Linked DNA regions of Homo sapiens: region 2 is linked to region 1. A link is a loop called in an ENCODE intact Hi-C map of the cell type or tissue named here. Cell type or tissue: PC-9. All regions are shown on one strand. Links, peaks and the distances in the headings refer to the core of each region. The heading gives the core; the rest is flanking DNA. Region 1 overlaps RAI14 (retinoic acid induced 14). Region 2 has its middle 47 kb from the start of RAI14-DT.

Region 1 (16,029 bases), core at 4,065-12,064:
TAGCTTCTGGTTTTGCTGGCAGTTGTTGGAATTCCTTGGCTTGTAGGTGCATTATTCTAGTCCTCTGTCCTTACATGGTCATCTTCTCCCTCTGTATGTATCCGTCTTGGTGTCTAAATGTTCCCCTTTATAAGAACAGTAATTTCTTGTAGTGAGACTGGCTTGTTCCCTTCCCATGGCATAGGCTCTCTGTCAGATATTACCTCAGTATGTGAAAGAACTTGCATGCCTCTTGCTTCTCAAGGCTGGATTGGACTGACTCTAGGGCCCTTAGCCTCAGGCATTTGCTGAGGGGCCACTAAGTGGGTGGAAGATTAGATTTTAGTGTTTCCAAACTTTGTTGATGATGAGAATCACATAAGTTGCTTGTTAAGAACAGGGATTCCCAGGTCCTCTCCTTGAAGATTCTGGTTCAGTAGGTCTGGGTAGAACCAGGGAGCTGCATTTCAGTGAGGATCTCCCTGCACCATCCCTCCACCACCCAGCTCTTGCAGGTGATTCTTATCAATGAGTGAGCTTCAGAAACATTGGACTAAGTGACTTCTGCTCAGCATGCCAAGACTGTAAAGTTTCTGACATGTGTTCTTCCAGCAGAAGAGATTTCTAGTAGACTATTCAATATCTTTCCTCTCCTTTCTTAGTAAAAGAACCTTATCTTTTATTTGGGATGCAGTGAATTCAGTTAAAAGAGTTTCCTAGCCTTCTTTGAACTACGTTTGACTGACTAGGTTTGACCTGGTCAAAGAGAAGTGATGGGGGGTGCTATGGACTGAATGTTTGTGTCCCCTCAAAATTACTCTGTTGAAATCCTAATGCCCAAGGTGACTGGTATTTAGAGATGAGGCCTTTGGGAAGTGATTAGGTCATAGGTTTCATGCGCGTCCGTGTGAAGAGACAACCAAACAGGCTTTATGTGAGCAACATGGCTATTTATTTCACCTGGGTGCAGGCGGGTTGAGTCCGAAAAGAGACTCAGCAAAGGGTGGTGGATTTTCATTAGTTCTTATAGGTTTTGGGATAGGCAGTGAAGTTAAGAGCAATGTTTTGCCGGCAGGGGGTGGATCTCACAAAGTACATTCTCAAGGGTGGGGAGAATTACAGAGAACCTTCTTAAGGGTGGGGGAAATTATAAAGAACATTCTTAAGGGTGGCAGAGATTACAAAGTACATTGATCAGTGAGGGTGGGGCAGAAACAAATCACAATGGTGGAATGTCATCAGTTAAGGTTATTTTTACTTCTTTTGTGGATCTTCAGTTACTTCAGGCCATCTGGATGTATATGTGCAAGTCACAGGGGATGCGATGGCTTGGCCTGGGCTCAGAGGCCTGACAACAGGGATGGAACCCTCATGAATGAGATTATTGCCCTTATTAAAAAGGCCCCAGAGAGCTACTTCATCCCTTCTGCCATATGAGGACACAGCAAGAAGACAGCTGTCTATGAACCAGGAATCAGGCTTTCACCAGACACCGACTCTGACGTGATCTTGGACTTCCCAGCCTCCAGAAGTGTCAGAAATAAATGTCTATTGTTTAAGCCACCCAGTCTGCAGTATTCTGTTACAGCAGCCTGAACTGAGGTAAAACAGGTGGAAGGCCCTGTCAAAGCATCCTTGTATGCTGCTGAAAGTTACACCGCCTCTTTTCCTTATTCTATTTTTTTTCCTTTTATTCTATTTTTTTTATTCTATCTGAGATGAGGAATTGATGGTTAGCATGCTTGCTGCCGTCTTGAACCTTGGGGTGATCTTGTTAAGTCAGTGGAACCTATAGATTGAGGGAGCCCCAATTTCAAATTTCCTTAGGGCTATCATGCCAGCTCTGGGCTGACTCCTCTAAGCCTCTCTTTATTTGTGTAGACTTATCTCTAGTTAAAACCACTTTATATGGGGTTTCCTTTTATATACAGTAGAACCTAATCTTTATTGATATATCCCCAAATTTGGAACTTTATGAGTTTCGTTTAAGTTATAAACATCACTAATCAAATCACCTAAATTCTGTCTTCAAGGTACATTTCCTGAGCCTAAAACTTGCCTTTCTTTCCTTAAGAGGAAAAGGAACAATTTGGAGTTTATATTTAAAAACTCTCTGAGTTCCAAGATGATTGGAACAAGTCTCAATGGGAGGAACAGGTCAAGTCACATTGTACCTTTAGTGTCTCCTGGTGACAATGAAAGGGAGCTTTCAGTTGACACGTGCATGAAGGAAGGAAGGAGTGCTGGGTGAGAAGCAGCATAGGACTAGAGGAAAGCAAGAGAGTGATTGCTTTTCGTTATACTTTCCTACTTTTCAAGTCTGTTTATTGAGGGAATTCAGTTGTAATGATGTGTTGAAAGTGCTTTTTAAATGATAAAATGCCTTATGTATGTTATTTACTGAGCACTGAGTTATATATAAGGATGTTCAGATACACTACGACAGTTTTTCCAAGTGACAACTGCTAGATATTAACAGGTGTCATAAGCAAGAAAAGTTTGTGACAAACGGGTTTGGGAAATGTCATGTCAGGTCTCTTTATTACAGGACTTCTCAGTGCCTTTAACGTATTAATGTACATTGTGAGTATCAAAGAAAAAGGAAGGTTGTGGGGAAGGGGATATGCCATGCGGTATTATTTTTTAATATTAAAAATATGGGTGTCTTGAAGAATAGAACAACCTTGGAGAAAGGCAGCTTTAGGAAGAATTATGTAAAGATGTAAGAATACATATTTAGTACCTACTAGATGCAAGGTTCCAGAGCATACATAAAATGAGACACATTGTCCTTGAATTCTGAAAACAAACACTTTTTATGGGTTGGTGGGGCGCAAAACATTTACATGTGGAAGAATAATATTTAGGATAGAATCTAAGTGCCACTTGTACCCAACATTGTACCCAATAGGTAACTTTTCAACCTTCATTCAGTCCCTGTCTTCTGAGAGCTTATGATGTAGGGCTGGTGAGGATGGTGGATAAGGATGAGGCCAAGGATAACATGGAGTGGGATTAGAGAACACAGGCAGTGGTGAAGAGGTTCAAAGAAGACAATTGTCACACCCAAGAGAGGGATTACGGAGGGGAAGGAGAGACTCACTAAAGGGAGGATCTCACAAGATAGGCAGAATTTCAAGAGAGATGGGATTGAGGTCATTTTGTGGGCTGAAGCTATCCTCCTACTTCAGCCTCCTGAGTAGCCGGTCTTGAACTTCTGGACTCAACAGTACTTTCTAATACTGGAGTTATTAGAAAAAAAAACAAACCCAAAACTTAAAAAGGAAGACCCTTATCCTTCACTGAGGATCTGTTTCTTTTTTAAAAAAATTTTAAACATTGTTTTATAAAGATAATGTCTCACTGTGTTACTCAAGCTGGTCTTGAACTCTTGGTCTCAATTGACCTTCCTTCCTCTTGACTCCCAAAGTATTGGGATTACAGGCGTGAGCCGCCGTACTTGGCTGAGGAGCTTTTTAATGGGAAATTCTTAGATGGCTTCATTGTCTATGGGTGTAATTTCCTGAGACAGTCCTACTATCCTGGTCTTTATTGCTGTATTTGAATTTCTTTTCTTTTCCTTTTTTTTGAGATGGAGTCTCGCTCTGTCACCCAGGCTGGAGTGCAATGGCACAATCTTGGCTCATTGCAACCTCTGCCTCCCGGTTTCAAACGATTCTCCTGCCTCAGCCTCTGAGTAGCTGGGATTACAGGCATGTGCCACCACGCCTGGCTAATTTTGTATTTTTAGTAGAGACAGGGTTTCACCATATTGGCCAGGCTGGTCTCGAACTCCTGACCTCATGATCTGCCCGCCTCGGCCTCCCAAAGTGATGGGATTTCAGGCGTGAGCCACCTCGCCCGGCCTTTGAATTTATTTTCTTTTGAGTAATAGGTACAGTTCTACTGTTCTACATGAAGAATGAGTTTACATTCTTCACATAAATTTCTAAGTGTCAACTTATAAAAGCTCTATTACCATATTTCTAATTTTTTTCTGTTCATTAATGTCATTTTAGACTTCTGTTTGATGGTTTCTGTTCCTCAACTCATTGTTCTCAGAATAGCCTTTGAAAGTCACATTAAACACAGATGAGATGTGCAAAATAACTTCAAATTTTTAGAGAAGAAACCACATAAAGGTGGCGTTGGGTTATCTGGGACAGGGATACGGAGGGAAGCAAAACTAAGTATATGTGCCTTCTAGTGGGCATTCCAGCAAAGAAGCCAGATTGATTTTCTATTTGATTTCTTCTGAGTGGTTTCACTCCTTGCTGGAGTCAATGTCATATGATCTTGATCATTTGCCAATATAAGTAAGAAATCTAAGTGTAATTATTGGACAGGAAGGGAAGCAAGAACTCTTCAGCTTTAAAATCCAATGGCATATAATAATAATTAACCCTGTTTTGTGGAATAAAATATCAGCAGGAATATTTAACATGAAGCATACTGTTTCCCAATACCTTCGTTGCATTGTCAAAAAGTTTTAGCCCCAGGATTCTGTTTTTTATTTACTGTTTCTGTCCACCTCTCTGCTAAGGAACTTGTTGGTCTGCTGATTCTATTAAGATTAGCATTGCAGTAGCCCAACCTTGAAAACAGCTATGCTGGAAGGATCAATGACTCTAGCCATCAAAGTGGACAAGGGAAGGGAACCTCACTTGCAGTTCCTCGGTCTACCTGCCCACCTCAGCTTCAGGGCCTTTTGATATGGTGGGCTAGAGGAGGTCCAAATGCTGGTGGGATCTCAACCTCACCTGGTGTCCAGGTGCTTGACACCATCCCAAGAAGGAATTCATGAGTCAGAAAATTGTAGAAGTATGGAGATTTATTGCAAAGGGAAAAGTACACCCTCAAGGGGCAAGGGGAGCGTGGGCATACTCAGGAGAGTTGTGCGTGTGAGGGGGTTTGGGGCTGCTACCTTTATGGGCTTCATTCACCAAGGTGGGGAATATTCATGAAAATTCCTGGAAGGTGGTGGAGATTTCTTGGAACTGTGGTGTCACCGTTTTTATACCAAATGTGGGTGTTCCTGAAACTATCATGGCACTCGTGGGGGAGTTGATTAAGTATGCTAATGAGTGCATAATGAGGTTCTAAGAGGAACCTAGGTCAGATCCAGCATCATTTTGGGTCCAGTTGGTCTTAGCCAGCTTGGTCCACGCCCCAGTATTTCAGGGTCTTATCAGTCCCTAGCTTCTGCAGGTAATTTCAACAGTTTCTTTTTACTAGTCATGTGAAACTCCTGCCTGGAATTTTCTGTTCTCCTGAACCACTCTGTATTATTCCTGTCTCGCTTTGACTTGGTGTTCCCTGCCCCAAAAGGCTCTTTGCCTGGTCTCTGCACAGTTGCTACCTAAAAAGTCTTTTCCTGACACCTCCCACCCCTCGAGTAAAATCACACATTCTTCTGGCTTCCTATTCTTTCATTTTAACTTTTTAAATACTTCTCACCCTTCATGTGTTACCTGTTTGTTCATGATGTATTTGTTTGTGAACTGTCTTCTCCCTAGAGCAGTACCCTATCAGGACTTAGGCTCTGGGGATTTCACTGCTCATTCTCCAGCCTGGCACATAAGAGGTGGTCAGTAAAACTGTCGAATGAATGAGTGAATGAGTGAATCACAGTTAACCTCAGTTATAAAGATGTAATCATCAGTCTTCCCAAAATTCTTACAATACTGGACACTTTAAAGGAAATGAGGCTTTTTTAAAAAAAGAAAAAGCATTTCCTGGCAGGAATTTATGTATTTGTATGCAATATGTGGGTAGTTACAGTACAGTGCAAGAAAAACAACCATATTTCCTGTCCTCTAGGAATTTGAAATCTGTAAAGAACTCTAACATTGGAAATGCCTGATAACATACATCTGCAGTTATTTGTGGCAAAAGACAAGGCAAATAGGCAAATATTCGGTATTATAAAAAATGCACAGATTTCAAAGGACAAGTATAGGTGGATTTACATGCCTACATCTTTTGAGGTGAGTGGAAATTTGTACATGATAATCTAGGTGAGGCTGAGGCTCCCTGGCTGTGACAGTTCCCTTTGGGCTATTCCCCTGTACCTCCTGGGTCAGCTGATCTGCCTCCATCCAGAAAAGATGCTGAGGAAAGTCAGGAGTGGTCAGTAGCTTTTGTCATGTGGGTAGCTAATTACAAGTTTTGGGTTAATTTTTTTTTTTTTTAATTGAGACAGAGTCTCGCTTTTGTTGCCCAGGCTGGAGTGCAGTGGTGCAATCTCGGCTCACTGAAACCTCCACCTCCTGGGTTCAAGTGATTCTCCTGCCACGGCCTCCCAAGTAGCTGAGCCTACAGGTGCGTGCCACCATGCCTGGTTAATTTTTGTATTTTTAGTAGAGACAGGGTTTCGCCATGTTGGTCAGGTTGGTCTTGAACTTATGACCTCAAGCGATTCACCCACCTCAGCCTCCCAAAGTGTTGGGATTACAGGTGTGAGCCACTGCGCCCGGTCAAGTTTTGGGTTAATTTCTCAAAATGTCTTCTCTCGCACGTTTCTTATCTTTTCACTCTTTTCTCCTGCTTTCTAGGTCTTTCTTCTTTGAGAGGAAAGGGAGAGACCCTGGTTAGGCCAGAAATCCATGGAGAAGAGTTTTCTTCCTCTTCTGCCTTCCACTGTGGTTGGTAGATTTTCAAGATTTTAGTGGAGATTGATGGAGGATCCTGCAGGCTGCAGCCTCATCCCCCTCACAATGTATTTTTTGTAATAGGTGAAATGCTGCTTCTTTATTATGGTCAGGAGAAATGTTCTCTCACTGCTGGTGGCCAGTATATAAATCTTAACTTGTATGTTTATATATTCAGCATTATGTATGTGTATGTGCGCATGTGTGTGTGTTTGTGTGTAATGGATTTTAGTTGTGCATTTAGTAGGATAAAACACATGCATTTCTTTCATTTATGACTTATACTGTGACTAATTGTGGTTCATTTTAAGACTATTTATTTTAAAGAGTTACCGCAAAAAAGTCTTTGAATTGTTGGCATGCTAAAGTTAATGATAATAAGAATCAAGATTTTGAAAAGCACACTTCTTAATTTCTTCTTTCCTCATTTAACCAGAGCTGAACAGCTTACAAGTAGAAATCATGGGTTTTGGTATATAGAAATATAGGCTTAAAAATATGGATGCAATTTTAATACAATGCAGTTTTATGAGGCGGAATATCTTAGTTGTTTGACCCTAACCGACTTCATTAGGATGTTGTAATTCCCCTCCTTTAACTTGCCCATTTTGGGCGGGGGGGAATCCTTGTGGAATGCAGTGATTCAAGAGCTTAAGGACAGCAAGAGAGCAGGGGTAGGGATGGTTACAAGGTAAGACGTGTAGTCCCTGAGCAAGGCCTCCTTAAGGATGTGAATTCTGATTACTGCAACTGAAGAAGACAGATGTGGGAAGAGAGTGCAAATCCCAGTCACCCCACCCATGCCCGTCTTTTGCTGGCTGAGGGGTGGCTCTGTGTCTTTTGCTCCACATCCCCTGTGAATGTGAGGGCAAAGAACTCTGCTGAAGTTGTTGGTCTTTTGTCAGAAGAAGGCTTTAAGTACTGGCATTCTTTCCTCATGAGCACAGATCCGGCTCCTGTTTCTCAGGGAGGGCAGTGAACTTGCTCTACATTCCTCATGGGTAATGAAGTTGTTCCCAAGCCTGTCACCACCACATCCTTCCAACCCTGCTCTTAAGCTTCTTTTTCAGAGGGAAGCAGAATGTTTACTCAGTAGGACATCCTAAAGGACAGAGGCAAGGCAAGGAGAGGATGGAGAAAAGCTCATTCTCTTTTGACCACAATCACTGTCACTGGCTGCAGGGTGTGGAAAATGGGAAGGCACAGTATATCATCATTTCCTCAGGACGGAATGCTGGCCAGTGCCCGATGGGAACAACAGCTAGCAAATTAGTGAATTGTGGCTGCCCATTATTTAAGAGAGAACACGTGGTAACCACCTTCAGTAAATAAATGCAGATGAATTTGGTGATTTACAACTCTTGTGTTTTCTTGTGGTAACACAGTTGTCCAACTGATCAGGCATGAATGTTAATTTACACACCATAAGGTACGTGGTTAGTGGTTCTCAACATTTTTAAACATGAGAAACCTGTTCTAACATACACAGAGTTCACAGATCTTTAAGAACTTTTAGCTGTTCTGTTATCTGTTGGTTGAGAAGACACATAATGGTGAGATCAAAATGTATTAAGTGGATTTGAATTACAATTATCATGGAACTTACTATATTTGAAAACTGTGTGTATGTAGCATATTACACACAATGGTGCTCAGGGATTCAGGATCTTTTCTCGTCCCCACCAAACTGAGGACCCTCCTCTGCCCTCCCCCGTTCTCAGTTCAGGGCCAAAGCCCCCAGGTTGGGATCTACTGGGAGAATCAAAAGATTGTGAATTTTGGGTCAGGCAGAGAGGGGATCAAATTTCAACTCTACCACATCCTGTATGATCTTGGGTAAGTTACTAAACCTTGCTGTGCCCCAGCTTCCTCGTCTTTAAAATGGAGATCAGTTCCTATGAAGACTTAACCTCCTAGGGGTTTTGGAGGAATTGAAGTTTTGTTGTACCATGAATAGTGCCTGCGCAGGAAAGGTGGCACTTAAAATTTTTTCCCCACTTCTTGCCTACTCTCCCCACCTCCAGGACAGATTCAAGACCAGTAATGCACAAGATGAAAATCAATAAGTTAATTCTTTCTGCCTCTGAGCATTCATTTAGCCGGTACTGTATGTTCTAGTTAGTAGAGCTATTTGACAAATGACTACTACTTTTAGTGGCGTAAAACAAATCTTTATTACACTCACCAATTCTCTGGACAGGGTACAACAGGGACAGCTCGTCTCTGATCCGTGTTGTGGAACTTCAGCTGGGCAGACTGAAAGGATGGGGGCTAATTACCTGGTGGCTCATTCCCTCAGCATCTGACGGATAATGCTGGCTGTCACCTAAGACCTTAACTGAGGCTTTTGGCCAGAACGCTGGTGCCCCATTGGCCCTGGCTTTCTCACAGCATGGTGGCTGGGTTCCAAAAGGAAACATCCTGAGAGAGCTAAACGGAAACCTCATCCATCCCCTGTCATGGTCTAGCCTTGGAAATCATACAGCATCGCTTCTGCCACCTTCCATCCATTGAGATTGTCACAACATCCCGCTCATATTCAAAGGGAGGAGAAATAGATTATGCCTCTTGATGCAAGGTGGTTCTGGAGAGTATATGGGAACAGAAATCTTACCGCACCCTTTGTGGAAAATCTCTGCCACGGTATGTGAGCAGTTTGTAAATTTATAGAAAGGGACTCCTTGAATGTCCTTGCACTGCTCTTCCCTGAGTTACCGTGGTTGCACGCTGGACTAAAAGCTAAGACCTTAACACAAAGACCTGAAATATAGTATCTGAACTCTGTCCCAGGGCACGTGTCACCTTCTAGCTTTGAACTGGAGCCTGGGTTTTCATCTAAAAGCTGGCTTTTAGATGTCTGGTCAATGGCATGTCAGTAACTGAACTCTGCGCTATATGCTAGGTGGTAATATCAAGGTGTAAGACGCACCAGCGAAGCCAAGGGCTGACTTTCTTTCCAATTCAAAGATATTTTTTGTGGTAACTCTTTAAAATAAAGTCTTAAAATCAGCCCTAACCTGATTTTATTTCTGGACAAGAGCCATATTACCTGTACCCCACTTTGTCTCCATTACTAAAAGTTCACCAATTACATTGTCTTCCTAAGATTTAAAAAAAAATTTAAATAATTATAGAAAAAGTTGTAGTGTTTGGAAAGCTACCTTAGAAGGAGAAGAATTGGCCTCTAGTTAGGAATGAGAATTCTTCCTTATGATATTATGACAGTTACTTTCCCCAGTAAATATTTATTTCTTCTCAGAGCTTATTTGCAAGTGAGATATACTTAAAGCTAAACAAACGATTAGCTCACAAAGTGTTAAACCAAAAAGAAGTTTCGCAGAAAAAGAATGGACACATAATTTTAAAAATGTATATGTATCATATAGTTTGATTATGTGTAAACCAAAAATTTAAGGGAGGATGATGGGTTGTTTATCATTTATATGGAGTCAAGTTAGTCTATAAAATGTTCAATCGCTTCCAGACTCTGAAAGTCATTCTATGACCCTGTCTCAGATTTTTTTTTTTTTTTTTTTTTTTTTTTGAGATGGAGTCTCGCTCTGTCGCCCAGGCTGGAGTGCAGTGGCGCAATCTCGGCTCACTGGAAGCTCCACCTCCCGGGTTCATGCCATTCTCCTGCCTCAGCCTCCCGAGTAGCTGGGACTATAGGCGCCCGCCACCACGCCCAGCTAATTTTTTGTATTTTTAGTAGAGATGGGGTTTCACCGTGTTAGCCAGGGTGGTCTCGATCTCCTGACTTTGTGATCTGCCCACCTCGGCCTCCCAAAGTGCTGGGATTACAGGCGTGAGCCACCGCGCCCGGCAGATTTTTTTTTCTACTTGACTAATAAAAGTAATAGCGCTTTCATGAGGTCTCACTGGGCTGTTTGGAGTATGTGAGGGATAACAGAGGTGAAAAGTTTTTGGAAATCTGCATGTGCTATTCACATGTAAAGTTCTGGCTTTTATTTTTTACTTTTTTTACTTATTAGAGCTAGTTCTCACTATGTTGCCCAGGCTGGCCACAAACTCCTGGGCTCAAGTAATCCTCCGCGCTCAGCCTCCGGAGTAGCTGGAATTACAGGAGTGCACTGTAATTTTTGTTGTTGTTGCTATTATTAGTCAGAGGTGGGACTCCATGACAGCCCACAGAGAGGGGAGGAACAAAGACCTGCCTTCCCACATGGGTTCTCTTCCCCTATTTCTTATATTTCCCCTTCTTCCTTCTCCTCTCTTAAGTCTCTTTCTTCCCATTGCCTTTTTTTCCTTCCCTGTCTTCTGTAAGGTCTTCGGCCTCCCGTTGTTGTCCATAGATATTGCTTCTGGTATCTGGACTCTGAATGCCTTGTGATCAAAACTATGTTGTTTATATAGATATGTGTGTGTATGTATGTAGATGTAGATGTGTATATATATATATATATATATATATATATATATAGATGTGTATGTATGTATATTGTATACATACATATAAAATATGTACATATATTTATGTACATAAATATGTAGATATGTAAAATATGTACATATGTTAAAAATAATACAAGGATCTCACATCATGCCTAGTCCAGAGCTCAAGAGGGATGTAGCAACTAAATGTATTATGACCATCTAGATTGCAGGGAAAATCATTAGCCAGGCTCAAAAAAGTAAACCTCTGCTGCTTTCTAGATTGAGCAATACACAAGATATTGTTCATGTGGCAAATCAATGCCAGCAATTCCGTGTCTGCCTTTATGGCTTGGACTTAGGGCTTTTATTTTAAATGATTTCTTATTTTCTCTGCCAACTGGTCTCTAAATATAAGTTCGTGTTTTTCTTGAACGGACACTTTTTTTTTTGAGGTGGAGCCTTGCCCTGTCACCCAGGCTGGAATGCAGTGATGGAATCTATGCTCACTGCAGCCTCTGCTTCCTGGGTTCAAGCGGTTCTCCTGACTCAGCCTCCCAAGTAGCTGGGCTTACAGGTGCGTGCCACCACGCCCAGCTGTTTTGTAGTTTTAGTAGAGCCAGGGTTTCACCATGTTGGCCAGGCTGGTCTTGAACTCCTGACCTCAGGTAATCCACCCACCTCGGCCTCCCAGAGTGCTGGGATTATTACAGGCGTGAGCCACTGTGCCTGGCCTTGGCTGGACACTTTTAACTGCTCTAGAAGAGAGCTGTTCTTTTGGTGTCTCGCCCTGAAAGTGAGTTTTATGTATGCCATGTAGTCTATATGTAGATCTTTTCAGATAGACCCTTTGTTATGAGCTGAGTTGTGGCCCCGCCCACCCCCAAAGTGATATGTTGAAATCCAAACCCCCAGTTCCTCAGACTGTCACTGTATTTGGACATAAAGTTAACATGAGGCCTTTAGGGTGGGCCCTAATCTAGTATGACTAGTATCCTTATACAAGGAGAAAATTTGGACTCATGAAGAGACACACACAAGGGATGTACATGCACAGAGAAAAGTCCATGTGGTGACACAGTGAGCAGCTGTCTGCAAGCCAAGGCAAGAGGTCCCAGGAGACATCAGCCTGCTGGGTGACACTTTGATCTTGGATTTCCAGCCTCCAGTCTGTGGGATTTTGTAATGGCAGCTCTAGAAGACTAACATCCCCTCCGGTTTTAGTGAAAATTTGTAAAGCATTGTTGTGTGATGTGGTGACAAGCAGAGAAATACAAACTTAATCTCTGCCAGGCGTGATGGCTCATGCCTGTAATCCCAGCACTTTGGGAGGCTGAGGCGGGCAGATCATTGGAGGTCAGGAGTTCGGTACCAGCCTGGCCAGCATGGTGAAACCCCGTCTCTACTAAAAATTCAAAAATTAGCTGGGTGTGGTGTTGTGCTCTTGTAATTCCAGCTACTTGGGGGGCTGAGGCAGGAGAATCACTTGAACCAGGGAGGTGGAGGTTGCAGTGAGCCAAGATTGCGCCACTTTGGGAATCCCAGCACTTTGGGAGGCTGAGGTGGGCAGATCACTGGAGGTCAGGAATTTGAGACCAGCCTGACCAACATGGTGAAACCCCGTTTCTACTAAAAATACAAAAATGTATAAATAAATTAAAAAAAATACAAAAATTAGCCAGGCATGGTGGTATGCACTTATAATTGCAGCTACTCAGGAGGCTGAGGCAGGAGAATCGCTTGAAACTGGGAGGCAGAGGTTGCAGTGAGCCAAGATTGCACCACTGCACTCCAGCCTGGGCGACAGAGTGAGACCCTGTCTCAAAAAAAAAAAAAAAAAAACCCACTTCATCTTATTTTATGGATCCACTGTGGAGTGATGGTGAGGGTATATATTAGAGTTCTCCAGAGAAACACAACCAATAGGATGTTTATCTATATACCTATATATAGATGTGTATATAGGATGTTTATTTATCTATAGAGAGAAAAAAAAAGGAGATTGATTGATTCTAAGGAATTGGCTCATGTGATTGTGGGCTGGCAGAATCGGAATCTGTAGGGCAGCCTGACAGGCTGGAGACTTCAAAGAAGAGTTGGTATTTCAAGTCAAAATGCAGTTTGGAGACAGAATACCTTTTTTGTGTGAGATCTAAGTCTTTTGGTCTTCAACTATTCGGATGAAGCCCACGTACATTATGGAAGGTGCTCCTCTTTACTCAAAGTTTACCGATTTAAGTGTTAATCATATCTAAAAAGTACATTCACAGCAATATCTAGACTGGTGTTTGACCAAATAACTGCACCGTAGTTTAGCCACCTTGACACATAACATTAACCGTCGCATAGTGGAGATGAGGAAGTGGTAGTCTGGGCCTACGTTATATAAGAATAGTGAAATTTCACCTGATTTAAGGAAAGCTAAATGTTAAATGTTAACAATGTGTTTTTACATGTATAACATCACTTAATTATTTGAATCAACCTTTTGTTTTAATACATGAGTGAGTTGACCATATATTTAGTTTTAATATACTCATCACCCATAAATTTCTGTTGATGATATAAGCATTACGTGTGATATAGGCTGTGGACTGGTATTTACATATGCTTCAAAATTTCAATACTCATGCTAGGAAATTGCTTGGTCTATGCTTTTTTGCCTTGGTGTGACTTTTTGCCTTAAGTATTATTATTATCTTTATTATGGCATAAAGCAGTATTTTATACACTAACTCCTTTTATTTATTTATTTTTGAGACGGAGTTTTCACTCTGTTGCCCAGGCTGGAGTGCGGTGGCGCAATCTCGGCTCACTGCAAACTCTGCCTCCTGGATTCAAGAGATTCTCCTGCCTCAGCCTCCTGAGTAGCTGGGATTACAGGCATGCACTACCACATCCAGCTAATTTTTGTATTTTAGTAGAGTCGGGCTTTCACCATGTTGGCCAAGCTGGTCTTGAACTCCTGACCTCAAGTGATCCACCTGCCTCAGCCTCCCAAAGTGCTGGGATTACAGGTGTGAGCCACCACACCCGGCCTAGTTGTTCCTTTCTAGAGGACAGATCCATATCCTTTAAATCTGCTTGATAAGATACCCATTTCTATCCAGATAATGAAATGTTTTGGTTATTAAAGTATGCCCGGTATTTGGGCAAAACTAGAATCTAATAAATTGTAACCCACAAATCATATGTGGGCTATCAGTGAACACTTTCCCCTAACTCCCCATGGCGTGACAGGAAGCCATGGAGAATAAGAGTAAAGTGATAAAACTGGCAAGTGGACCGAGAAATCCAAGCCATGAGAATTCTGAGAACAGAGAGCAAGAAACAGCTCTCTGTCAGCATTCAAGGACAGAACTGAAGTTCAAATAGGAAAAAAGGATGCTGCTTCAAGGATCAGGAGTTGATTCTCAGAGACTCTGATGCATTGCCTTGGTGTCTTAACCTGTAGCTTAGTTTTCCTTGGGACTTTGCACCACAATCCTACTCAGCTACCGTGGGAATTCTTGCTTGAAAGTAAATCTAGGACTATAGTTGTGGTAATATTTGAGCTTTACTTTTCTTCTGTTACTCTTGTCCATTTGATTGAGGCTAAGAAAACTGGCCCTCTGTTAAATTGAAGTTGCTTTTCTAAGGCAATAGGCTCTGGGAGAATGGAGAGGTGGGGTCTCCTAGGTTACCAAGCTTGTGCACTCCCATGAAAAAGCCTGGGTCTCTGTAAAATATGTTGGTAACAGTTAAAGCAGAAGCCATTGGAGAGAGAGAGAGGGAAAAAAAAAACCAACTTCATTATGATTTAAATTAATCTCTACTTTTTATTCTTAGATAGAACTAATTAAAGTTCTAATTATTTTGAGTGCTTTAAAACTAGGTGACAGGGTTTCCCTTTCTCTAAAAGGGATTGGAATTTTTCTTTAGGAACAAAATTGATGGGTAGTCTGCAAAAGGATTCAAATTGTTTAGAAATATATGACCATTATGAAGCATTATTTTCTGTCAGTGTCTATGATTTAGGGGTCGTAGAAGACCTGAATGTAATTAGTGATGTGGTGACTTTGTGAAGCTAGAAAAAAAAGAATTGAATTTTCATTCTATCTTTGAAGGAAGAAAGACATTGTGAGCTTAGAAGCAATAGAAGAAGTCACAAAGTACACTTAAATTAGAAAGCTTAAGTTTATTGTGTAGTGGATAGTCAAGAGGGAAGACTCTCCCACCCCCTTCCCTCTTGGTAGGCAAATACCAGACAGAAAATATTTGTAGCCAAAATGGCTACCAGTCTTTATTGTAAGCGCATCAACTCAAAGATAAAACAAGCAGAGGACATCAGAAGACAACTCACAGCTACTAACTGAACATGAAGAATACGTCACCGATAACCAAGTGCTGCAATTAAAATAAGATGCTGGCCAGGCATGGTGGCTCATGCCTGTAATCCCAGCACTTTGGGAGGCTGAGGTGGGTGGATCACTTGAGGTCAGGAGTTTGAGACCAGCCTGACCAACATGGTGAAACCCTGTTTCTACTAAATACAAAATTTAGCCAGCAGTGGTGGCGTATGCGTGTAATCAGCTACTTGGGAGGCTGAGGCAGGAGAATCGCTTGAATCTGGAAGGCAGAGGCTGCAGTGAGCTGAGATTGTGCCATTGCACTCTAGCCTGGGCAACAGGAGCGAAACTGCTTCTCAAAAAAAAAAAAAAAAGCCACAAATACATTACAATTTTAAAATGTGAATACTTTTGTTATTTGATAATATTAAGGAATTATTCTTAAAATATTTAGACGTTATACTAGTATTTTGTAAAAGATTTCAGAGAGGCCAGACACGGTGGCTCATGCGTATAATCCCAGTGCTTTGGGAGGTTGAGGTGGGAGGATTGCTTGAGGCCAGCCAGGAGTTTGAGACCAGCCCAGGCAACATAGCAAGACCCTTGTGTATTAGCTTCTTCCCACACTGCTATAAAGAACTATTGGAACTCAGTAATTTATAAAGAAAAGAGGTTTAATT
Region 2 (16,029 bases), core at 4,433-12,432, 110 kb before region 1:
TATAAAGGAAGCTCCACACAGAATAGCAGAATATGAAGGTGAGAACAATGCATGACAGCCACATGGGGGTTGGTCTTGAATACCAAGCCAAGGCTTTGAACTTTATCTTTGAAATCAAGGTGATTTCAAATACAAGTAACTGAAAACTTTTCAAACCACCATAAACCAAAGGGAGTAACTTAAAAGGTTATGGTCAAATGTGTTGACCCATGCCTGTCGTCCCAGCTCTCCAGGAAGCTGAGTGTGGAGGATTGCTTGAGGCCAGGAGTTTGAGAAGGTAGTGCACTATGATTGCGCCTTTGAACAGCCACTGTACTCCAGTCTGAACAACACAGTGAGACCCCATATCTGACAATATTTTGGCTTCCCTGGGCCACATCGGAAGAAGAAGAACTGTCTTGGCCTACACATAAAATATGCTAACACTAACAATAGTTGATGAGCTAAAAAATAAAACTGCAAAAAAATCTCATGTTTTAGGAAATGTTTTAGGAAAGTTTATGAATTTGTGTTGGGCCACATTCAAAGCTGTCCTGGGCTGCATGCAGCCTACGGGCCGCAGGTTGGACAGGCTTGCCATATGAAGAGCCAACAAACAGGCATGGTGTGGTGGCTCATGCCTATAATCCCAGCATTTTGGGAGGCCAAAGTGGGAGGATGGCTTGAGTTCAGGAGTTCAAGACCAGCCTGGACAACATGGCAAGACCCCATCTCAGAAAAGGAAAAAAAAAAAAGCAAATAAAATTTTGAAAGCAAACAAACAAATAAATAAATAAAAAGATCTGGAGGAACTCCAGGACAGAATGGGCAGCTAGGTCTCCCCAAGCCTTGGAACCCAGTATGAAAAGCTCTCAGGGACTAGGGATGCAAGCTTCCTAGTCTTAATCCCTCAATTCCACCCATCCCTCCACCACATACTTTCTCACTTTGGCTTCTGTGCATATTTGCTTCATCCTTTCTTCTCTGCACAATAGATTTCTCTGTTGCCCATGAATATGGTGTAAGACAATCCACTCCACAACTCCCAAGTTCCTATATCCTCAGTTCAAATGATCTGCAGAGGCTACTGGCTTCTTTGGCTTCCAATTCCAAATTTCCAGGAGAGAGAATTTGATTGTCTCTTCCTAGTGCAACAACAGAAGTGATGTTATATGAAATAAACATGGCTTCTGGGCCCATCTCCAGGACAGAGCAGCTCTCAGAGATAGAATGTGGAACTGCAGGCTGGGCGGATGCACTCAAGGGTGTCTCCAATAGTTTTAGGCCCAGATGAATATTTTGGAGGTGGGGGAGGAAATAATGAAAGTGATCTTAGGAAGCTTCAACAGGGAGCAAAATGGGTTAGAAGGGAAAAGATCATGGAGGTGGAAGACCAAAGAGGCGCTGTCGGAATCTAAGCATTGAAAGCTTGAAATATGTGGCTATGGCTGGGTGCAGTGGCTCATGCTTGTAATCCCAGCACTTTGGGAGGTCAAGGCAGGTGGATCACTTGAGGCCAGAAGTTCGAGACCACCCTGGCCAACATGGCAAAACCCCATCTCTACTAAAAATACAAAGAAAAATAGCCAGATGTGGTGGCGGGCACCTGTAATCTCAGCTACTTGGGAGACTGAGGCAGGAGAAGAATCGCTTGAACCTGGGAGGCAGAAGCTGCAGTGAGCCGAGAGCACATCACTGTACTCCAGCCTGGGCAACAAAGAGAGACCCTGTCTAAGAAAATAAAGAAGAAGGGAAAGAAATAAGTAACTATGGTCAATCTGACCACTATTCTCTGGAAAAATACACTTGGTTCAAAAAAAAACTTCATATTTAGTCATGAAAGGGACATTTCTTATTTCATAGCTTGGAGCCAACCCTGAGCTGTTTGATTATAAATATACATATATATATATAATCATATATAGGCTACGTATATGTTGATGGTGGATTTCTCTTTATTCAGTGGTTACCCAACTTCCTGCTTTGAAGTTAGGACCTGGGATGGCCTACATTAGTAAGGGGAAGCCTATAAAATGAGGTGGGTCCCATGCTATCCTACTCTAGCTAATATACAAGGCATTATAAATTCTCATTCCCTGAAGCTGGTCAAAATTTGTTTCTTCATCTGTTGCTAGTTAACTGGATTGGTTAGCTGAGGTCACAGTCGCTGGGCTAAGCCCATGCCTAGGACACTCAGCTCCACTGTGGTTCTTGACCACAACCATATCCTCATGAGGCTCCGTATCAGGTCCAGCTATGGGTGGATTAGGAGAGGAGAAAGCAAGGCTCTACCTTGGTGTTTAGAAAAAACATTGTAAATGGTACCCCTCCTCCAACATTTTCAGCTTTCTCCTGCTACCCCTTGTGTTTATGATAATGGTACTTGGGATTATCCTCCCTGGTATTCTGATCTTTAGTGTTAGATATTGTAGCTATATCTCCTAGCCTCAGAACTTGCTTTCATTTATAATAGAATAATACGGCTACAATATCTTTTTTGTGTTTTTAACAACCCTGTTAGAATTAAACAGAAAACTCCACTCAAGTGACCTAAAACAAACAAAAAAGTCGTAAGGCCTCATATACAATATGAAGAAGTCCCAAGGTAGGGATACGAATCAGTTTGCTAGGGCTGTGATTACAAAATACCATAGACAGGGTGGCTCAAACAGTGGAAGTTAATTTTTTCACAGTTCTGGAGGCTAGAAGTCTGAGATCACGGTGTTGGCAGGTTATTTCCTCCTAAGGCCTGTCCCCTTGGCTTGTGGAAGCCACCTTCTCTGGCCATGTGCATCCCTGGTGTCTCTCTCCATGTGTCCTAAGCTCCTCTTCTTATTAGGAGACAAGTCAGATCAGATTAGGGCTCACCCAGATGACTTCATCTGACCTTAATTACCTCTGTAGAGGCCCTATCTGCAAATACAGTCATGTTTTAAGGTATTGGGGATTAGGACTTCAACATATGAATGGGGATGGGGGGGCACTGTTCCGTGTATGACAGGAAATTCTGTGGTTGGTTAATTTAGTGATTCAGTTAAATCCTCAGGCCCCAGGTGTTGCCATCTCTGCCCAGCTACCCTTACTTAACATATGGGTTTTATCCTCAGGCTAGCACCCTCATGTTTTAAAATGACTGCTGCAGTTCCAGGTACCACATCCAGACATGAGAAGGCCCAGGAGAATAAGAAACCATCTTTTTCTGTGTATCTCTCTTTACAAGCCTTTCAAAAGATTCCAGAATGCACTTCTCTTGTCTCCCTGAGCAGATCTGTTAATGTGCCCATGCCCAAACTAATCACCAGCAAGAGAAAAAGACAGCATGATTGGCTTGGGCTAATCACAATTTATCCCCTGGGTCTGGGCCAACCTCCCTAAGAGCACAGGGTTGCTTTAAGGAAGACGGGGTAGGGGCATGGTCCTGCACAAAATCAGGGTCCTATGATGAAAAAGGAAAGGGAGAAATGGAAAACAATAATGTCTTCTGCAACCATTCGCCATCTTGCTTCCCTTATAATTGTTATTCTAGGATCTGCTGGTAAAACCAATCTTTGCACCTGCAATCAAGAGCCCTGTTAATAAATATCAGCTTGCCTGGGCTGAGCCACTGAGAGTGGCAGTCTTCTCCAGCTTACGTCTTCTCTTCCCACCCCCATGGCCCCACCCCAAGTTTAGTTGCCTCTTTTGAACACAGCCAGCATCTTTTACTCAACTAGCAACCAGATCTCAGTTGCTATGCAGAAGATGTAACTACCCTTTCCCTCCCTAGCCATTTTGCAAATATGTATCATTGAGAATAAGAGGAATTGGATAAAAGAACATGGATCACTCAGTGCACACTCATCACCAAAATGAAGAAAATAACTTGAAAGCTATATCATACAAATGGTGGGTTACTAACTGGGATAGTCTTTATGTGTGTCAGTTCACAAGGGCATGTATCAATATTATTCAGAAGCTGTTTCTAAACTGAAGATAACTTTTTTAAATTTAGAAAAGCTTTCTAATTTCTCATTGGTTTCATTATTGTACTGCTTGCATCAAAAAAGGAGAATCAGATTATTGTGCTCTGTTTTCTCCCCTAGATCATCCAAGAAGAATTTAAAAATTTAATATGTGCAGTAAAAACCCATGGTCTATGTATTTTTTTTTTTTTTTTTTTTTTTGGAAACAGGGTCTCACTCTATCATCCAGTCTGGAGTGCAGTGGTGCGATCATGGCTCATTGTAGCCTCAACATCCTGGGCTCAAGTGATCCTCCCACCTCAGCCTCCCAAGTAGCTGGGAGGTGCCCGCCACCATGCATGGCTAGTTTTTGTATTTTTTGTAGAGACGGGGTTTCACCATGTTGCCCAGGCTGGTCTCAAACTCCTGGGCTCAAGCAATCTGCCCATGTTGGCCTCCCAAAGTACTGGGATTACAGGCATGAGCCACCTTGCCTGACCCACAGTCTATTTTTTGATCTTCCGTGAGTGTCTTATTCTTTAACAGTTTATTTATTTGAGTTAGAAATGGCTTTGCTTCCAAGATATAAAGGTTATTTTGTTTTGCTTTTTGATGAGCAATGTGTGAATAAATAAGACAGAGAGAAAGGTTTTTTTTCTCCAACAATTTCTATTTAATATTACTAATTCTTTAACAATATGTGCTTGGTGTGTCCCTGATCACTTATTTAATATCGCATTTCCTACCCCAGCTCTCTTTCAGTGAATGAATGCTACACTAGATGTGATTCACAACTGTAGCCTCCTGCTTTGGGCATTTGCCTCTGATAAGCATGGGCAGAGGGATGAAAGGGGCCTTTTTCTGGAATGAATTGGGTCGGGATCACAAGAAGCACTGATCATGCTCTCCTGGCTGGTGAGCCACGTGGCAAGAGAGGAGACGATAAGGGATCTGGGAACCCAGTCATGGTATTAAGCAACCAGGGAGGTTAGCCTTGAGAAAAGAAGAAATGGAAACCCTTACAACTATCATTAGCTGTTTTTAATGAAGAAAAAATAAAGCAATAACGTAACAATAATAGTAGGTAATTTTACTGAGCACTTACTAAGATGAAGTCTCCAAAAAGCTAAATTATGCCTAATCATGAAAAACAAATATAGCCATCTGAGACCCAAATGGGCTTCCTGGTAAATTACATTGCCCTCTGGCCCTGGAGCATTCAAATGCAAGCCAGCTGCTAATCTGTCAATAATGCCCCAGAAGGAGGTTGTATTGAGCCGAGATTGCACTATTGCACTCCAGCCTGGGCGACAGAGCGAGACTCCATCTCAAAAAAAAAAAAAAAAAAAAGGCTCTAGAAAGGACTGCTCTCTCTCTCTCTCTCTTTTTTTTTTTTTTTTTTTTTTTTTTTTTTTTTTTTTTTTTTTTTTTTTTGAGACAGAGTCTGGCTCTGTCGCCCAGGCTGGAGTGCAGTGGCACAATCTTGGCTCACTACAAGCTCCACCTCCCAGGTTCATGCCATTCTCCTGCCTCAGCCTCCCGAGTAGCTTGGGACTACAGGCGCCCGCCACCACGCCCGGCTAATTTTTTGTATTTTTAGTAGAGATGGGGTTTCAGCATGTTAGCCAGGATGGTCTCGATCTCCTGACCTCACTATCCGCCCTCCTCAGCCTCCCAAAGTACTGGGATTACAGGCGTGAGCCACCGCACCCAGCCCAAGACTGCTCTCTTGAAGTGGGATTTGTGCTAAATGATTTCTAACATTCCTTCTTCATGCTGAATCTATGATTCTTTAAAAGTCAGGAATGCTATTTGATTCATGGCGTTTTCTTAGGTAACATTTAATCCAATCTCCCTCACAATATGGAAACACACTCTGCAGCATCTCTGGTGCTCTGCCTCCTTGATTCATAGCACAGTAGGTGCTCCATATCCGTGGGTTCCACATCTGTGGGTTCCACATCCATAGATTCAACCAACCGCGGATAGGTAGTATTTGAAAAAACAAAACAAAAATAGATTGTTTCACCTGTACTAAACATGTACAGACTTTTGTCATTATTCCCTAAGCAATGCAGTGTAACAACTATTTACATGGCATTTGCATTGCATTGGGTATTATAAGTCATCTAGGGATGATGTAAAGGATAAGGAAGAATGTGTGTAGGGTATGAGCAAATACCACACCATTTTACATCAGGGACTTGAGCATCCATGGATTTTGATATCCAAGGGGAGTCCTGGAACCACTCCTCCATGGATACGGAGAGACAACTGTACTAAAAATATGCCTCTTCTCTCATTCATTCATTCACTCTCCATAAATGCAATGAACTTCTACTATGTGCTAGGTTCTGTGCTAGACATGGCAGACATAAAAATGAATAAAGACACAAGCTTATCCTTAGGTTGCTCAAGGTCCATTATAGGAAGTAGACAAATAAATCAAGTAAATATATAAATCACACTGCTTTAAATAAGTAAAGCAATAGAAGCATGCACCTGGCAGAAGCATGAATCCTCTATCTGTGGGTTCAATGAAAACTTTCTGAAGAAGATGAGAGCTAAACTGAGGTTCAAAAGACAAATCCAAATATTCCAGGTAGACAGGGGAATAAGGTATTCTAGCTAGAGGGAACAGAATGATCAAGGAATCAGGGATGAAACAAACACTGAGGTGGAGTAGAATCTTTTTTTTTGTTGTTTGTTTTTTGAGACAGAGTTTCTCTCTGTCTCCCAAGCTGAAATGCAGGGGCGCAGTTTTGGCTCACTGCAGCCTCTGCCTTCTGGGCTCACTGGATCCTCCCACCTCAGCCTCCAGAGTAGCTAGGACTACATGTGCCACCAAGCTTGACTCATTTTTTAATTTTTTGTAGGGACAGCGAGGTTTCATTATACTGCCCAGGCTGGTCTAGAACTTCTGGGCTCAAGCCATCCACCTGCCTCAGCCTCCCAAAGTGCTGAGATTACAGATTTGAGCCACCATGCCTGTGAGTAGAATCTTAATAGTCCACTTTGCCATTGCGAGAGATTTGGAGCTCATCTTGCAGAGAATGAGCAGCCATGGCCAGACCTGCATTTTTGGAACTAATGCCCACTGAGCCCACTTCACTTTGCCCAAATCTCCCAGGCTGGCTCCCTTTCCTGCCCCCTTCTAGTCTTCCCATGCCCAGCATTGACAGTCAGATGGCTCAATTCTTTCCCCTAGACATACCGACCTTTCACCACTAGTCCAGGCATCACACCTTGACAAACTTTCTTTCATGATAAACCTTGTTACTCCACTAGACACTGACGAGATTAAACTTCAAGCACAATCTCCATAACTTTCCTATAGGTTTTCCTGAGTTTTATGGACCGGCCTCCAATCTGTTATTTCATTGAAGAAATAACTGCTACTTTATCTCAGAAGATGTGCTCTGCTGCTAGGTGATATGTTCTATAGTTTTTCAGCTAGTTAGAAAAGAAATTTGCCAAGTTCATGATCAGTGTGGTTGCGTGACTGATAATTATAAAACCAAATTGAAGGGGTAATAGAAAAATGTTCCAGAAGAGACTCTTACCATGGCCCCAAACAGCTGGGTCAGGATGACTTCATGGGCTATTTAACTTCTAATTTCTAGATTACAGGATAATTTCAATAAAGGCTATGCTGGCCAATTACTGAGTCAGCCACACACTTGAGTTACTGCCATTTCAACTTTTACAACGGAATGGAGAGGTGAGTCACATTTTATTAGACAGCAACTGTGTCTGATAGAGCTTCAATGTACCCCACCATAAAAAAGTCAAGCACAAAGAAAAAATATACCAAGGAAGCCACAGTAGAGGGAAATAGTAGTGAGAATATCCCCTTTATCTCCAAGCAGTGTTACATCCCCCCAAAAATTCTCAGCCTATATATGAATGTTTTAGAAGGCAAAAATTATTTCAAAATGTGAAACATATTGTCAGCCTAATTTACTGGAATATGCAGTAAGGCATTTTCTTTCTCTTCTTCAAATTGGCAGATTCTGTTACTTAAACCTTGTGTTAGATCTCTCAGTTGTGAACGAATGCATAAAAATAGCATTCCAGTCTATAGTTGGGTCTAAGCCAATTAATGGGAATGAGGAAATGACTCACTGGAGAGTCTGAGATACTCTGTCTTTTAGGATTTATATTATCCTTTCCCCAGCACACTCATTTAAGAATGGACTTGAGCAAGATCTCAAAAAGCAAAGGCTGTCCCCCTCACATGGATATATATGTTCTAGAGAGTCTCCCAGAGTGAAACAAGTTCCGTGATTAAAGACTCACAAACAGCTGGGTGTGGTGGCTCACGCCTGTAATCCCAGCACTTTGGGAGGCTGAGGCAGGAGGATCACTTGAATCCAGGAGTTTGAAACCAGCCTGGGCAACGTGAAAAAACCCTGTCTTTACAAAAAAATATATAAAAATTAGCTGGGCATAATGGTATATTCCAGCTACTCAGGAGGCTGAGGTAGGAGGATCACTGGAGCCCAGGAGGCAGGGGTTGCAGTGAGCCAAAATCCCACCACTGCACTCCAGCCTGGTCAACAGAACAAAGCCCTGTCTCAAAAAAATAAAAAATAAAATAAAAAAGCAGAGTGAGTTCTTCACCATGCACGCCACATCTTAACAACCATTCACTGTGGCAGAATTCTTTTTCAATGCCCCTTCACATTCTTTTCATTCCACAAGCGAGAGAGACATTAGGGGTGATAGTTTGAGGTTAACACCTCCCTTTAAACATCTTCTGGGTTCTGATTAGCAAATGATATGGTTTGGATCTGTGTCCCACCCAAATCTCATGTCGAATTCTATTCCCTAATGTTGGAGGTGGGGCCCGGTGGGAGATGATTGGATCGTGAGGGTGGATATCTCCCTTTGGTGCTGTTCTTGTGATGGTGAGTGAGTGTATTATTGTGAGGTCTGGTTGTTTAAAAGTGTGTGACACCTCTCCCTCTCTCCCTCATCCTCTTGCTCCTGCCATGTAAGACACCTGCTCCCGCTGTGCCTTCCACCATGAGTCAAAGCTCCCTGAGGCCTATGCAGAAGAGATGCTGCCAAACTTCCTGTACAGGCTGCAGAGCAATGAGCCAATTAAACCTCTTTTCTTCACAAATTACCCAGTCTTGGGTATTTCTTTATAGCAGTGCAAAAAATACAGACTAACACAGTGAGTTTAGGGCTACCAATTTCCTTTTTGACAAGCAGGGTGAATGCCAGCTGAAAACATCTGTAAATGGCAGAAGCAGAGAGAGAAAGAGGTGACACTAGTGATGAGGGGCTTCTTAATGTTCAACAAAGCAACACTGAAAATTCAGAACAACATAGCTTGAACCTACATATCCCTGGTGTGTTCTATACAGAGCACAAAGCTGTTCTTTGAGCTGGGTTTTGCAAGAAAGAGCTAGGGATCCTATTCAAGGGAGGCAGTCATTTAGGATAAGCTGAAACTATATAGTGGGCAGTTTCCTTTTTAAGCATGAGAAGAAAAGGCTTCCTTCATTTTAATCATGCAGCAAACCTCAGTGAAATGTGACAGGCATGGAGAGAAATTAGACCATTGAGAGAAAAATGGAAATAAACATGGTTTGGTTGGGGGGAGGTGAAAAAAACAAGGGAGAAAAAGCTAAGCAAAAAATCAAAACATAAAAGGAAATGTGTTGGAGTTGTTACAAAGGAAACCAAAAAGAGATGTGTACATAAGCTCTTAAGGCAAAGAAAAGTATGTAGGCAAGGGGTTGGAAAAAGAAAACAGTGGTGTGTAGACGAGAAAAGGAAAGAAGACACAAGATGAAAGCAAGAAAACAATATATACTATGGTTAATGGTAAATGGTTCATTTATATTTAATACATTTTTAAAAGGATAAGCCATCGTACCATGGGAATTCTAACACTGCCCACTGTAAAGGTTATATAATCCATTGCACTTTTGTGTAGGAAAATAAACCACAGACCCAAGCCACTAGTCCCTGAAAATGACTGCCAGCATGTCAGTGGGTAATGGTTCTTCCGGACATTAGAATGTATTCTTGGAGCATCATCTACAACCCACAGGGGAGATCTGTCTTTAAAGATGTTGTACATCACACATCCATTTAATAGGAAGCCTCTGTGCGATGGAAAATAATTTCTCAGAATTTTGATTCTTCTCTATATGTATAACCTCTATGCCACATAATAAAATCTTTGCTGATTTTTAAAAAAATGTGAAGGCTTCTATGATTGACTGAGCCTCTAAATTCCAGCTGTGCTTCTAGTAGGTTTATTTGTGTTTCCCTCTTACTGATTTTTTCCAGGAGCCCAGGTGCGGGCCTGTTTTATGGAGGAGGATTATTTATGGATTCCCTAAAGAGAAGTCTGATACACAAATAGATGTGGGGATTATGAGGCTCAGTGTTTGTAAACATCAAAAAGATTTAAGCTGAAATTTTAATTTACGGAAGAAGCTGGAGTGTGAGGAATTTACTTTTGAATGAGCTGACATGACATATGCTTCTCTATGTGACAAAAAAGAAAAATCTTAAGGGTAGCTGGAAGAGGAGAGGGATAGGGAACCCAAACAAGCCAATAATTCCTACTGATTGAGTAAGGAGCAAAAAAAAAAAAAAAAAAAAAAAAAAGGCTTGTTTTTTATTTTCAAATTACAGGACTTGGTTTTAGTGCAATTTTTATAAACCCTGATTCAGCACTATGCGATCACGCTGTTACATATAACCATAAGGTGCAATTAGAGGCTAATAGAACCTCTGGGCAACCTCTTTCTTGGTCGTAATCCCTTTAGGATAATTTTCGCCCCACAGCGGTTGACTAGACTACAAATTATAAAAAACTACATCCATTTGCACCCCATTTTATTGACCACTTGGGGTTCTAGAAACTCCCATGACAGTCAGGAAATTGCCTCTTCTAGGTTTCAATTGCAACCTCTCATCCACCCACAAAACCAAGTCCCCATAAGATTCTAAGAACGCTGCCCAAACTCATAAACGCTGCTGACAGGGATGGAGATTGGTTCAAGATTTCTGTGAGGCCACTGGACAAGTATCTCTCACTACATTCCTATCTTTTACTCAGAAAATTCACTTCTAGAAAATTATTCTAAAGCAATAGTTACGGATAATTTTGAAGGTAGCTCCACATCTGTTCGTCACAGCACCATTTAAAATAGCAAGAAATGATAATCAGTCTAAATATCAAACCATACGAGTTAGTTCGGTAAGCTATAAACTTTATTAAAATTATCTGACAGACTGTACGTGATGTAATAGAACATGTAATGACATGGGACCACGTTCTCAAAATCCTAAATGAAAGAAGCAGCAACTTTGTGATACCATATAGAGTGAAATAGATCATAATCTTGTTTTGTTTTTCTCTAAGGTATAGTCATATGCTGCATAATGATGTTTCTGCCAACTATGGACCTCATATATGATGATAGTCCCGTAAGATTAAACTGGGGCTGCAAATTCCTATCACCTAGTGGCGTTGCAATCATGATAATGTCCTAGCACAAAGCATTACTCATGTGTTTGTGGCAATGCTGGTACGAACCCACTGTGCTGCCAGTTCTATAAAAGTCTAACACATACAATTGTGTACAGCACATAATACTTGATGATAAACTACTATGTTACAGTTTATGTATTTACTATTCTACACTTTTTTTTTTTTTTTTTTTTTGAGACGGAGTCTCGCTCTGTCGCCCAGGCTGCAGTGCAGCGTTGCGATCTCGGCTCACCGCAAGCTCCGTCTCCCGGGTTCACGCCATTCTCCTGCCTCAGCCTCCCGAGTAGCTGGGACTACAGGCACCCGCCACCATGCCCGGCTAATTTTTTTGTATTTTTAGTGGAGACGGAGTTTCAGCATGTTAGCCAGGATGGTCTTGATCTCCTGACCTCATGATCCGCCCACCTCAGCCTCCCAAAGTGCTGGGATTACAGGCAAGAGTCACCGTGCCCAGCCTATTCTACACTTTTAATCATTATTTTATTATTTTATGTATTTATTTATTTGTTTTTGAGATGGAGTTTCACTCTGTTACCCAAGTTGGAGTGCATTGATGGGATCTTGGCTCACTGCAAACTCAGCCTCCCAGGTTCAAGCGATTCTTCTGCCTCAGCTTTCTGAGTAGTTCAGATTACAGGCGCCCACCACCATGCCCAGCTAATTTTATATTTTTAGTAGAGACAGGGTTTCACCATGTTGGCCAGGCTGGTCTTGAATTCCTGACCTCAAGTGATCCTTCCGCCTCGGCCTCCCAAAGTGCTGGGATTACAGGCGTGAGCCACCACACATGGCCTAATCATTATTTTAGAGTGTACTGCTTCTATTTTTTTTTTAAGTTAACTGTGAAACTGCCTCAAGCAGGTCTTTCAGGAGTGTTCCAGAAGAAGGCATTGTTATCAGAGGAGATGGCAGCTCCATGCGTGTTACTGGCCCGAAGACCTTCCAGTGGGGCAAGATGTGGAGGTGGAAGACAGTCATATCGATGATCCTGACCCCTGTGTAGGTGTAGGCTAATGTGGGTGTTTGTGTTTTACCTTTTAACAAAAAAAAAAGTTTGAAAAGTAAAAAATAAAATTTTCAAATAGAAGAAAGCTTATAGAACATGGATATAACAAAAGAAAATATTTCTGTACAGCTGTGCGATGTGTGTTTTTGTTTTCGTTTTTGTGTTCTTGTTTTTGTTTTTTTGAGACAGTCTTGCTCTGTCACCCAGGCTGGAGTTCAGTGGCATGATCTCAGCTCACTGCAACCTCTGCCTCCCGGGTTCAAGTGACTCTCCTGCCTCAGCCTCCCAAGTAGCTGGGATTACAGGCACCCACCAATACACCTGGCTAATCTTTGTATTTTTAGTAGAGACGAGGTTTCACAATGTTAGCCACACTGGTCTCAAACTCCTTACCTCAAGTTATCACCCGCCTCAGCCTCCCAAAGTGCTGGGATTACAGGCGTGAGCCACTGCACCCGGCCAGGAAAGAAACTATTTTTAATAAACTTTAGTGTAGCCTAAGTGTACAGTGTTTATAAAGTCTACAGTAGTGTTTAGTAATGTCCTAGGCCTTCCCATTCACTCACTTCTCATTCACTCACTCACTCACTCACTCACCCAGAGCAACTTCCAGTCCTGCAAGCTCCATTCATGGTAAGTGTCACCTACAAGTGTACCATTTTTAATTTTTGGATTTTGTGTTGTTTGTTTGTTTTTGTTTTTGTTTTGTTTTTGAGACAAGGTCTCTACTCTGTTGGCCAGATTGGAGTGCAGTGGTGCAATCACAGCTCACTGTAGCCTCAACCTCCTGGGCTCAAGAGATCCTTCCACCTCAGCCTCCCAAGTAGGCAGAAACACAGGCATGTACCACCATGCCTGGCTAATTTTTTTTTTTTTTTTTTTTTAGAGACAAGTTCTCCCTATGTTGCCCAGACTGGTCTCAAACTCCTGGGTTCAAGCAATCCTCCCACCTCAGCCTCCAAAAAGGCTGAAACTACAGGTGTGAAACACTGCACCCAGCTTCATTGTTTATCTTTTATACTGTATTTTTACTGTGCCTTTTCTATGTTTAGATATACAAGTACTTACCACTGTGTTACCATTGCCTTCAGTACAGCAGCAGCTGTACAGCTTTGTAGCCTGGGAGCAATAGGCTATACCATATAGTCTGGGTGTTTAGTCAACTGTACCATCTAGGCATGAGTAAGTACACTCTGTGATGTTCGCACAAAGATGAAATCACCTAATGGCACATTTCTTAGAATGTATCCCCATCATTAGGTAATGCATGACTCTTCATATATGTGTATATAAATATATATGTTCATTAAAACATTAACAGTGATCATCTCTAGGGAGTAGGACCATGAGTGATTTCTAAATTTTTTTCTGCTTATCAGTAATGAAATGTGTTTCTTGAATGTAATTTATAATGAGTAAAAAGATTAACAATTTTAAAATGAAAATGCTTTCTAAAATAAAAGGGCAAAAAAATCCCAAAGTTTGGATATCGATTGTTGGATATTGACCGTTTCCTGTCTGCCTGTGCAGCACTCTCAATCAAGAAACTACAGTTTGCATTCCTGAGGACATATCTTCCTGGCATTTAGAGTGGGGCATCAGGCCTCGCTGGCTTCAACTAAGAGAGAACCCCTCTGCCAGGTGGTGGACAGCATCCTCTGTTGCTCACACACAATGAGGCTTTAAGTCCACTAGGTCCTGCTCCCATGCTTTTTTGGATCTGTTAGCCTCATATTCACCTATCCCCAGGCTTTTTGGGGAAACCTAGAATCTGGTAGCATTCTGACTTGGCGGGATCACTGTCTCTGAAGCTGATACGTTAAGCCACCAAGTGGGACCAGCCACATAATTTTAAGGGATCAGGTGTTAAATGGAAACGTGGGCCCCTTTGTCAAAACTTACTGAGAATTTCAAGATGATGAGAGCAGAGCATTAATCAGGTGCAGGCCTTTCTGAGCATGTGGGCTTTTTCTACTGCGCAGGTAGCACGCCTATGAAGCCACCCTGGCACCAGCCTCCTTCTTATGTCCTATCAAGTATGTTCAACTATAAAATGCAAACAAGTTAGTTTATTCGTGACCCTAATCAAGAGAGGCAGTTGAAATGGGGCCAAGACGAGTGTCAGGTAGACAGGACTTATCTTCTACCATCCCAGGATAATGATGCCATTATGGCCACATTGTTCCAGAGTGTGTCTGTGTCCATTTATCCTCCTGGTACCCAGAGGGAGGAGAGGAGGAAGGGAGGAAGGGAGAGAGGGAGGGAGACTGCTGGGTGACCAGGGCAGAGGAAAGGAAAACTTTGCAACTATCAAATCATGCTCTTTTCTGCCCTCTACCCCACTAGAATGGCCAGTTGTGGGTCTCACACATCTTCGAAATAAAAGAAATAAACTTCCCATTATTTAGTAGCCTACTATCCAATGGGAGTATTATCTTGGCCAATTTGTTAACAAGTCAAATTAGAAATTTGTTACTAAGACGTTTTATTTTATTTTATTTTATTTTATTTTATTTTTTGAGGGTCTTGCTTTGTCACCCAGGCTGGAGTGCAGTGGCATGATTTGGGCTCACAGCAAGCTCCACCTCCTGGGTTCAAGTGATTCAAGCCTGGCTCATTTTCGTATTTTTTGTAGAGACAGGGTTTCATTATGTCACCCAGGCTGGTCTCGAACTCCTGAGCTCAAGCGATCCACCCACCTCGGCCTCCCAAAGTGTGGGGACTACAGGCATGAGCCACTGTGCCTGGTGGTTACCAAGACTCTGGTGGCAATTAAAGCTCAAACATTTATTATGCATTTATGCAGCGAACAAAATATCACATGTACTGCATAAATATGTACAAATATTATGTATCAATAAAAATAAAACAAAAATGAAAAAAGCAGTATGTAATTAGCACTTTCTCTTGTTCCAGTTTAAATGTTTCAGAAAATTCTAACAAAAAGATCACATGGTGAGTGGCAGAGCTTGTGCTGCTGGCACTGCAGAGCCTGAAAGTGTAATTGTGGGTCTTTGTTTCTGAAGGGCCAGTGAGTGGTCTGGGACATGCCACTTAATTGATCTGTGTCTCAGTCTCCTCAGTTGTAAGCAAAGATAACAATATTCACAGTATTATTAGGAGAACAAGATAAAATAATATGAATTAAGAACTTTGCAAATGGTCTCTTTTTAAAGCCTATACATAAAAGTATTAATGAGCTATTACCTTAAATAATAGCTGCTGGGACATGCTGGGAAATGAGCAGGTGCTAAATATATAGCCTGGTTTTTTTCTACAAGAAAATAGTTTGCTTTCCTGTATCTAGATTCACATTGTACACTGCACAAAATGTTTATTTAAAAAAGAAAATAACATCCCTTGTATTCTTCAGCCAAAGGTATGTGACCATCTTTTGTTCTGCAAATGTAACAAGCCTAAAAATACCTTCCTGTTAAGTATCATTATAAGAAACCATAGGCTAGGGAAAAGATTGCTGCTCATAGTTGTAGCTCATTTATTTCAAGTGCTGTTTTATGTTTCAAACTACACTACACCAGAAGGCTTCAGACGTAACCTTGGAATATGACTTAACTCATACT

The links. Hi-C counts contacts between places; a loop is a spot of excess contacts. Peaks named below come from ENCODE experiments on the same cell type or tissue, not always from the same donor. Only the 100,000 strongest peaks of a DNase experiment are listed, where the experiment ranks them.
Region 2: a loop joins it to region 1, with 7 times the contacts of the local background. A loop is called at or near these places in 4 of 110 quality-filtered maps.

What each region holds. Positions count from the first base shown.
Region 1 is chr5:34,710,256-34,726,284 of GRCh38, forward strand. All of the region lies in intron 2 of RAI14 (retinoic acid induced 14), which reads left to right. LOC124900960 (a long non-coding RNA gene) reads left to right here. Exons shown (of 3, transcript XR_007058730.1): 2 at 1,257-5,966; 3 at 6,534-11,051. Among named protein-coding and RNA genes, the nearest start is that of RAI14, 62 kb to the left of the region's middle. RefSeq lists enhancers at 11,140-11,640, 11,641-12,141. In PC-9, for the core only: no CTCF peak of the experiment used is centred there; DNase peaks (open chromatin) are centred at 7,266 and 7,616; H3K4me3 peaks cover 1,872 bases; H3K27ac peaks cover 6,446 bases.
Region 2 is chr5:34,601,416-34,617,444 of GRCh38, forward strand. No RefSeq gene overlaps it. Among named protein-coding and RNA genes, the nearest start is that of RAI14-DT, 47 kb to the right of the region's middle. In PC-9, for the core only: no CTCF peak of the experiment used is centred there; DNase peaks (open chromatin) are centred at 7,606 and 8,016; H3K4me3 peaks cover 287 bases; H3K27ac peaks cover 2,528 bases.